2 separate regions of the Homo sapiens genome follow, and region 2 is linked to region 1. The links are chromatin contacts, found by Hi-C or POLR2A ChIA-PET in ENCODE. All regions are on one chromosome and are shown on one strand. Each heading gives the region's core, a stretch centred on a gene start or an enhancer-like site at or near the end of the contact. The rest is flanking DNA. Distances are from core to core; before and after follow the strand shown. Region 1 overlaps RICTOR (RPTOR independent companion of MTOR complex 2). Region 2 has its middle 6.0 kb from the start of RICTOR.

Region 1 (5,244 bases), core at 552-3,051:
AGAAATCAAAATATACCTACTAGAATGGCTAAAATTAAAGACTCACAACACCAAATACTGACAAGGATGCAGAACAACTGGGAGTCACATATGCTGATGATGGGAGTATAAAATAGTGTAAGTATTTTGGGAAAAAGTCTGGCAGTTTCTCATGGACACAAACATACATCCAATCTCAGACCCAGCAATTCCATTTAGGTATTTACGCAAGAGAAATGAAAACTCATGTCCACAAAAAAAGTTTGTATGGAATTGCTCAAAGAAGCTTTATCTTTGATAAAGGAGCTTTGAATAGTCAAATCTAGTAACAGAAGGGCAAAAAAAAAAAAAAGAACAACAAAAACTGAAATGTTCATTGCATGAAATATTATAAAAAAGAAGAACATATTACTGATATATACAATAACATAAATGAGTATCAAAATCATTCTGTCAAGTGAAAGAAGCCTTACAAAAAAAAGCCTTATCAGTATGATTCCACTAATATTAAGTTTCAGAATAGGCAAAACTAAGCCACAAAAATAATGGTGGTTCCTTCTTAGGAGTACGGAGTCAAAAACTGACTAGGAAAGAGTATAAGAGAACTTTCTGGGGCAATGATAATGTTCTATATATTGAAAAGGGTTTGAATTACAAAGGTGTAAGCATTTGTCAAAACGCATCAAACAGTAGACTAATGATGTGTGCATTTCACTGTATGTAAATTTTACCTCAAATCTCTCCCCCCGACAACAAATCAGGACCATAAACAGACATCTAGTTCTAGTTAATAATGTGCATGCTGCAGTGTTCAGGAGTGAAGAGGACTATGTCTGCAACTTCCTTTAAGATATATTAGAATAACATAGATGGACTGATGAACGCCCAGTGGGATGGACAGATATATAATACAGCAAATACAGTAAAATCTAGGTGGAAGTATATGGGTGTTCACTGTATAGTTTTTTCAATTTTTCTGTATGTTTCAAATTTTTTATGACATGTTAGGGAAAACATTCTTTAAAATGTCTTATAGGACTCCAAAGTTCCCTGTACTTCCAGCTAAGCGTACAGATATTTATGAACAGTCTCTATGTTCTCTTTAGATTCAGGATCAAAATTCAAATCGAAACATACTAGGTAAGCTTATTTGCTTAAAGTATCAAAATACTATTTCGCAAATTTTGATGTCTGAGAGTAGTTTGAGAAATTACAGATAAGATATAGTCTCAAAAGATCATACTCTGTGCTAATATGGAAAACAGGCTGTTGCACCTCATTAAAAAATGTGTTCTAAAAGATCATTTTTCAATCAGTTATTTGGAACTGGAAATACATCACAGAAATAATGTTACAAGTACACAAAAGTTTATTTAACTTATAAACAGTACTACAGAATATAAATATTATTTAGGAAGTTATTTCCACGAGACAAATGCTTTCAAGGTTTTAACTTATAATGCTGATATTTCTCTTCTTACTTCAATAGAAAGGTAGAAGACTCCCACCCCTCTAAGTTTCTTTCTTTTTTTTTGAGACAGAGTCTCGCTCTATCACCCAGGCTGGAGTGTAGTGGTGCGATCTTGGCTCACTGCAACCTCCGCCTCCTGGGTTCAAGCAATTCTCCTGCTGCAGCCTCCCGAGTAGCTGGGATTACAGGTGCCCGCCACCACACCTGGCTAATTTTTGTATTTTTAGTAGATACAGGGCTTCACCATGTTGGCCAGGCTGGTCTTGAACCCTTGACCTCAGGTGATCCACCCACCTTAGCATGAGCGACTGCACCCAGCCCCACCCCTCTAAGTTTCTAATGATGAATCATTATAAAAGGGCTCCAGGGGAAATTGAAACACAGTAAAAAAAAATGTTTAAGAGCAATAAGGAAAGACTGGCAGAAACAGACATCATTACAGGAAGCGTAGAGTCTGGACGTAGGAAGAATAAGGAGATAGTAGCTAGGATGCAGGATAGAATTAATTTTTTTGGTAAGATACAAACAGCTCTAATGACAAGGAAGATGAGGAGTGGTAAAGGAAGATGACTGTAACTACAGAAAACAAAGTACTGGGGAGCTGATGAAGTATTTAAAAAAAGTATGTATGACTGTTGAGTCATCATAGAATCCTATGGTTGTCCATCAGCATAAGGAAAATAGGTATTTATGAGGTATAGCAAGGCAGAGCTTTTTACCAAGCTGCTAAGAGATCAGAGAAAATCCCTGGAAACATACTGGTTAGGGGCCAAGTGGCCTTCCCATACAAATGGCTGGAGTAAACATTTGTATGGAAAAGGTATTTTTAAGTTAGGGTTACCTAGGTACACAGAAATGTTTAGGTGAATTTCCTTTTTTTGCTTATTGCTACTTCTTTTCCATGCTACCCCTTCACAATAATACTAAATCAAGAAGGAAGAAGATAATCATTAATACATTGGGTACAAAAGTAATTGCGGTTTTTGCCATTACTCTCAATTACTCTTAATGGCAAAACCCCAATGTTATTAACAACACATTTAATGGTGGTATTATTTTAAAAACAATACTTACTTTTTATTCCATGGAAAGATAAAACATGCACAATCCCTATTCTCAAGAAATTTGGAACTATTAATGGCCTATCTTGCTTATTTTGTATCTATGACACTACACTGTACTTTAAGTAACAAACTTTAGTTACATACACAGCTAACACTCAAGTTTTGTAGGTTTTTTTGGTAAAGATCATGCTTAAATTTTTTTAATTGCCCAGGTAATCATTAGCACAGTGACTGGCAAATAATAAATATGTGTATACTGATCATAATATTAGCTAATTCCTATTGACTATTACAAATTTCCTTCACCATATTTTAATAATTTTGTACGAGTTCCTTTGGTTCTAATAATAATATACAAAGTAAGACTAGATTAGCATCTGAATTAGGTGCTACAATAATAATTTAACATTTGAAAAAGCAGTCTAGTTTTTCTTCTTGGATGTTATAAAGCAATGTAGAGTAACCTACCTGCCCATGATCGGAATGTTGCTATGATTCCCATTTTACTGGCTAGAAATCGTGCTTCTCTGTCTTCTCTGTTGGGGGTGGGGAGGCAGCGGGGAGAATCAATGAAATAAAATGTTAAAATGAGTTTTTTCCTGCTACTAAATCACAATAAGAGCTATCACTAATGTTTAAACATTTACACATAAAATTAAAACAAGACAAAGATCAGATCTACACTAAAGCAAATTAGCCAATTATAAACTGACTTCAAACTTAAACTCACAACATCGTTTAAGTCATAAATTCTGCTTTTCTACTCAGTTCTATATTCCTGCTCCCTGAAAACTATTCTTAGATAAGATTTAATTAAGCATTAAGTCTGCTTAATAAGCATCTGTGGTACTAGGCTGCCCCTTAGCAAAGAAAATTATCACAAAAACCTCTTAATTTTAATCACACACACTGTTTACTTCACAATCTTTGCTCTAAACTTATTTGAACGTTTCCAACAAGCAAGTTCAACAACCTATATAGTCACTGAAATGTTATGAAATAACTACATATTAACATCACCAGCTACTTTCTTCCTTGACAATTATGTACCCAACTGTTTCCATTATTCCCTCCTCTACAATAGTTATGACAATTAAGCAACTGAATTTTTTATATCTATTAAACATTTTTCATGGTTGGCTTATGGCCAGTTTCAATACTTAATAGCAATTTTGTGTCTCTTTATGTCACTCCAACCACCATGTCTACCCTGTCGATTGTCCCTTTTTTCCTGTGCCACCTTTTTTTTTTAATCTTTCCTACTTAAATTTTTAATGGTTGTGAGCATACAAAAAAATCACAGAACTGGGAAAAACAGCAACAAAAAGTAGAAGGAATAAACAGCAATGACAGAATATCAAATTAGATATGAGTGAGCAATTAGTCTACAAAAGTGGATTGAAAAGCTCAAAGAAAAAGACTAAGCTATGCAGCACCAGCTAAAATGAGAAAATAACAGAAATGAAAATGGGGGCGGGGGTGGCTTGGAAGAAGGGAGAATCAGACACCTGTGTGATTAAGCTTTCAGTGCTTTCTCTTAAAAAAGTTGGTGACATACATTGACTGTTTGGTAATCCATCTCTAACCTATTAAACTTGTAATATTTTAAAAATCAGTCATTTCCCTGTTCCCTGGTCATAATATACCCTTATTTACAGGCCTGATATCTACCTGCTTATACTCCAGAAACTTAGAAGAAAGTACAGAACCAAATAGGAAAGATTCTGATGGAATAGCCCCACCCTCCCAATTCTAAGAAATATCTAGGTTCACCTGTTGTCCATCATCATATGCAGAATTCTATATATGGCCCTATCCCAAGATTCCATGACCTGATCTCTGGGTCCTGTGAACATGGTGAGGTATCAGCGCTATGACTGTGACTATGTTTATGTTATATTGTCTAGCAGAGCATAAGAAAGAGTATACAGCATATAGCAGGCTTGATCTAATTAGAGAGCTTTCTCTAGCTGGTAGCCAAAGAAAAAGTCAGAGAGGCTGAAAGCAGTAGAAAGATTCCAGCATTGTTGCCTTTGCAGAGGGAGAAGACCATGTGCTGAGGAATGTGGGAGGCCTCTAGAAGGTGAAAGTAGGCCCCAGCTGACAGCCAGTAAAGAAAAAGGCATAGCAGTTGTACAGTAGCAAGAAACTAAATTTTCTCAACAATCTGAATGACCTTGGAAGTGGATTCTTCACCAGAGCCTCCAGGCAAGACCTGAGCCAGACTTCTGACCTATCAAACTGTGATCTAATAAACTGGTATTGTTTTAAGCCATCATGCTTATTGTTATTTGGTGTGCAGCAACAGAAAACTCATACACTCTCCACAATAAGAGAATGTCTATATTTCAAAAGAAGCCAAGAAAGGGCCTTACAAATTCCGATTCATAACTGAAGTTTGCAGGAATAAGTTTGAGAAGTCTTAGAGGACATCTACTTTGATCTCTTAGCTCAAAGTAGATCATGGTATGTTAGGGTGAGAATGAGTTCACAATGATGGATGTGACTGAAGGTATGAAACCACTTTTTTTTTTTTTTTTTTTTTTTGAGACAGAGTGTCGCTCTGTCACCCAGGATAGTGCAGTGGTGTGATCTCAGCTCAATGCAAACTCCGCCTCCCAGGTTCAAGCAATTCTCCTGCCTCAGCCTCTGGAGTAGCTGGGAATACCCATGCCCAGCTAATTTTTTTTGTATTTTTAGTAGAGACGGGGTTTCACCAGATTGGTCAGG
Region 2 (5,120 bases), core at 1,716-4,215, 110 kb after region 1:
TGTTAAAAAATGAAATCTAGAAGGGTATGCAGTAAAATTTCAACAGTTATTATCTACAGATGGTAGAATTTGGAGTGATTTTTCTCTCCCGTTTTCTCATTTTACTTGTTCCCAAACAAATTTTTACTCATGAATTTTTTTAGGAAAACTATTTTAGAAAAATTTTGTTGGCTATTCTAAACCAAAATTATAAACAGTTGATTATAATAATGACTTACTTAACAGGTCATTATAAACAATCAAAATTATTTGTGCATCTGTTCATTAAAAAAAGAACTTTTGCACATACACTGCAATACATATATATTCACTTTTTAAATTAAATTAGAACTTAAAACATAAACACAAAATAAAAATGGTTAAAAGTAATTTTTAATGTTATTTTACTAATGACACGAATACAAAGCAATGGGGCTGAATATACTTCATTATTCTCGACATTTCTTGTTATATACTTTGTGATACTGAAATTTAAAAGTCTAGTTCTAAGAAGAGTTTATGTGGGTATAGGGTTTTAATAGCTGAGACCTCACAAAATGCAAAGTTAAAAATGGAAGAACTACTGTATTGGCCGCATTTCTAAACCATAAAACTCATTTTCCCATTTCGTCCACCCAGTGATACAAAAGCTTTTTGAAATGTAATTTGGCTAACAAATATCCATCTTCCCTAATGTCAATCAGTTTTCCTATCAAACTAGTAATTTGGCTAACAAATATTCATCTTGCCTAATGTCAATCAGTTTTCCTATCAAACTAGAAGACATAACATTTAGAAATTTTCAGCAAAATGGTTGCAAAACCATTTATCTGAAAGATTTTGAAGCAGATTGGGAAACTCTGTTCCCATGATTTTCAAGTGTGCAGATATGAAAATTTATATATGTGACACATTTATATTTTAAGTTTTTTCAGAAAAAAATCACAAAACTGAAACACTTTCAAATATCTGTTTTCTAAATGCTCTCATCCTAGCACAGGTTTTTTGGAAGTATTAAATTTCTTAGTTATTGTTATCACATCTACCTTGAAGGGAAATTTTTTTTTAATTTTTTTTAAAAAATCTGATAGGTAACATGCTACTCGAAGCCACCAGTCATCATGAAAAAAAAGCTTGCCACTAAATAAATAGTAAACACCTGTATAATACAAAAGATTTTCTTCACCTCTCATTTCAAAGTGTGTGAAAATTAAACTTTTTAAAAAGTCTTATTTATACAAAATTATCACATGTGGTACTATCTCTGTACTTCTGTATGAACTCCTTTTTAAATTGATGGGAACTGCTTCATCGATTTTCATAAAACATTGTTCTTATTAAGGAAGTTGTTTACTGATAAGGACACCTGGTATTTGGTACTTTTACTTTGATGGCACAGAAAAAAGCTTAACAGAATTAAGCCAACACCGTAAGCTAAGACATAGTTAGAAATATTTATTCTTTCATTCAACTGCACACACAGCAAAGCTTGTTCATAATGCTTATTTGTTCAAATGCCTTTTTCTTCAAATCTTCAGCCTTCCCCTGCCCCACCCCTTTTTCTGCTTTGGTTGACCAATAGGTTTGCGTTTTAGTTTTGTCAACAAATATTTTTCTCTGTTTTTTTTTTTTTATTCCCAGCCATTTTTTTAACCACAGTAGGAAATAGCACTATATTCCCAACTGATATGTTCCTTTTTGTCTGTTGCTAATAAGAAATCTTTCTCTTTTCACAGGACAGGGTGGCTCATGCTTGTAATCCCAGCAGTACGGGAGGCTGGGGCAGGAGGATCCTTTGAGCCCAAGAATTCCAGACTAGCCTAGGCAACGTAGCAAATCTCGTCTCTACTAAAATAGTAATAATAATAATAATAATAAGTTATCTAGCATGACGTCATGCTCTTGTAATCTCAGCTATTTGGGAGGCTGAGGTGGGAGGCTCACTTGAGCTCAGATTTTTCAAGGCTGCATTGAGCTATGATCACACCACTGCACTTCAGCCTGGGTAGTAAAGCAAGACCCTACCTTGAGAAAAAAGAAAAAAATCTGTCTTTTTGCAAAGTAATGGATTCAATATTGCATGACTTCTAACATCACAGAAAAAATACAGAAAATTATCTTTATTTTCTGTTTATGTTAAAAATATTTTGCTAATCTGGTAGCTTTATAATAGCTGACATCTCAAGGAGCAATATATAATTAGACTCAGATAATAGTGAAGGATAATGCATATAAATTCATATTTCACATAATTCTAATATTTTTAATTTTAAAAAATGTTGGCTGACATTGTGACATCTGATTGCATTATCATTGCTTTTTCCTTGTAATGAAGCTGATAAAGTGCTAAAATCAGAAGTATCAAGTCTGCCATATTTTAAAACCTGTACTGTGCTTTTATTATTTGTGTTACATACAATTTCTTTGCAAGATTCTTCTTAAGCCGTGTGTACATTTTGTGAGGAATAGTTTATAATATCCTCCTTAAATCCACTTACCTAGATAAAGTATATGGCCATATGCCAAAGTGGAGAGAATTCCTGAGTCTGTTGTGAATTCTTCTGAGTTGTAGAACTCCCAATCTTCCCTCAGAATACTTATATGACTCATGTCAATTTAACCTTCTGACAAGATGACAGCTCCATTGTTAATATGTATAATAAATATTAATAGTTTACCTTTTTCTTTCATTTCATTTCTTTTCTTTTTTCTGTTCTCTCTCTTTCTTTCTTTTTTTTTTTTTTGAAGGGGGCACGTAGGGGTAGGGGACTAAAAAAATTCCTCCAAATTCCTCCACAAAAAAAAAAAAATAACAAAATAGGACACTGAAGTCAGAGTGAGGAGCAGTGAGCAACTAGAAAACTGGAAAAAAGGTCCTCTCTAGCTATCTAGATCTGAAGACTAAGCCACTGCAAGGTAGGAAAGCAGAACATCAGGCTCTTGCGTTAAGTCCAGGATCCTAGAAGTGGACCAAAGTGGACCCAGGTTGGTAGTGCCCCCTGGCTTTCAGCAGTAGCAATTACAAATCCTTTTTGGGGAAAGTCCATTACTTCATCAGTTCCTAGGATCGTCACATATCAAGATCAAACAAATAAAAGCTCACATTCAAAGATCATTAAACTCATAGAAAAAACTGACTATGAGTAAGAATCCGTATAAATCAAAATAAACAGAATTCTATGCCAAGGACTTCAGATATTGATGATATGAAACAAAATACAAAGTAGCTATTCCATATTAAATAATTTTTTTCAAATGAATTTATTATTCTATCCATGATAGAATAATGATTGTTGGATGTACCTTCCTACAATAAACAATTGTTAATTTAGACAAATATATGAAACAGCAGTGTTTAGGCACTGGACAATAGTGTGGCACTATGACCTTGACATAAAAGGAGCAAAAAAGGTGAGTTTCACCTTCCCTCCAGCTTTGAAAATGCAACACAAAATTTGTGGAACCTAAACAGAGCAGCAGTCTCACGGAATGGAGGAAAGAAAAACTGAAGTCGAGATGAGGGGCATAATACCAGAGATGAGAGAGCTGTGCAAAGTAGGAGCTCCAGAAATCTGCACTGGGATCCCTTTGCTTATTTAGCTGAATTTTAAGCTGAACAATCATAGGGTAAGACTCAGTGAAACATGGCAAAGAACAGCCCCTGGGGGCTCTGAACTAAATGGAGATTCCAGAGGTTGCAGATTGCTGAAAGACATCCAACCGGCAAGTAAAGAGACTTTGGTGAACACTTTGAGTATGCAAGTAAGACACCCAAAAGGCTATACGTTAGGAAATGGGTTGCACTGAGATCCCACAAAGGCCATAACTTATCGAAAAGGATACATCAGTCCTAGAATAAGGCTGCTATAGATATACCTAAACAGAGTTCAAAGTCAAGCCCCAATAGGATCAAGCTGATCTCCCAATAAATTAACTAAAGAACAGGGTTTAAAACTAAACTCAAAAATACAACAACAATATTCCAACTCTCCGACAAATCACATTGGTAACGTTCAGCATACAGCAAAAATTTTATGAGATTTGAAAAATGAGGAAAATGTGACTCATCCTCATGAGAAAAAAATCAATTAAAAACAAGACCAGAGGCCGGGTACAGTGGCTCACGCCTGTAATCTCAGCACTTTGGGAGGCCGAGGCGGGCAGATCATGAGGTCAGGAGTTCGAGACCAGCCTGACCAACATGGTGAAACCCCGTCTTTACTAAAAATACAAAAATTAGCTATGCGTGGTGATGCATGCCTGTAATCCCAGCTACTCAGAAGACTGAGGCAGGAGAATCGCTTGAACCTGGGAGGCGGAGCTTGCGGTGAGCCGAGATCATGCCACTGCACTCCAGCCTAGGCAACTGAGTGAGACTTCATCTCAAAAAGAAACAAAACAAAACCAAAACCAAAAACCAAAAAACAAAAAACAAAAACCAAGACTAGAGAAAGCATGGACATTGGAATTAATAGAGTTTCATAAATATGATCAAAGATTTAAAAGAAATGTTGGACACAGTAAGTAAACAGATGGATACTCTCTAGAGAGAAATGTATTCTGTAAAAAATAACCAAGTGTGCATTTTAGAAATGAAAAACACTGTGCCAGAAATGATGATATATTAGTCAGAAATTCACTAAATGATGACAGATTGTACCCTAAAAAAGAAAAGGGTTGTGAATTTGAAGACAAACCAACAAAATGCATAGAGAAGAAAAAGACTGGGGAAATAAGGAAGAAGAAAAAGCCTTAGTAACCCATATAAAAAAAATCAGGCAGTCTGAAATATGTGTAACTGAAATCCCAGAAGCAGAGGAGAGAGAGATTGGGGCAGAGAAAATGAAGTAATAATGGATAAACCTCTAGCTAAATTGACCAAGAAAAAAGAGACAAGCAAGAAATAACAAATATCCAAAATGAAGGATGGGCCATTAGCATAGAACCTATAGATGTTAAAAGTATAGGAAGGGAATATTAACAACTTTATGCCAATAAATTTGTTAACTTAGATGAGGTGGACCAAATCCTTTAAAGACAGAAAACACCAAAGCTTACTCAAGAAGTTATTTGGTAGATATGCAAAATGATTATAAAGTTTATATAGAAAGGCAAAGGTCTAAAATTGTCAGCACAATACT

The links. Hi-C counts contacts between places; a loop is a spot of excess contacts on that map. ChIA-PET counts read pairs that join two places held with the same protein, here RNA polymerase II (POLR2A). Pooled maps may share reads with other maps.
Region 2: a pooled map shows a loop between it and region 1 (2.1-fold over the local background). The contact joins two enhancer-like sites. A Hi-C loop is called at or near these places in 1 of 50 pooled maps. POLR2A ChIA-PET finds 5 or more read pairs at or near these places in 12 of 52 experiments (CD8-positive, alpha-beta memory T cell, GM12878, H1 and 8 more).

The regions. Positions count from the first base shown.
Region 1 is chr5:38,972,555-38,977,798 of GRCh38, forward strand. It overlaps RICTOR (RPTOR independent companion of MTOR complex 2), which reads right to left. Exons shown (of 38, transcript NM_152756.5): 10 at 2,983-3,050. Among named protein-coding and RNA genes, the nearest start is that of RICTOR, 99 kb to the right of the region's middle. Within about 2 kb of position 1,802, at least 2 of the 41 ENCODE cell types and tissues checked have a DNase peak (open chromatin) inside an H3K27ac peak, as active enhancers do.
Region 2 is chr5:39,077,818-39,082,937 of GRCh38, forward strand. No RefSeq gene overlaps it. Among named protein-coding and RNA genes, the nearest start is that of RICTOR, 6.0 kb to the left of the region's middle. Within about 2 kb of position 2,966, at least 4 of the 41 ENCODE cell types and tissues checked have a DNase peak (open chromatin) inside an H3K27ac peak, as active enhancers do.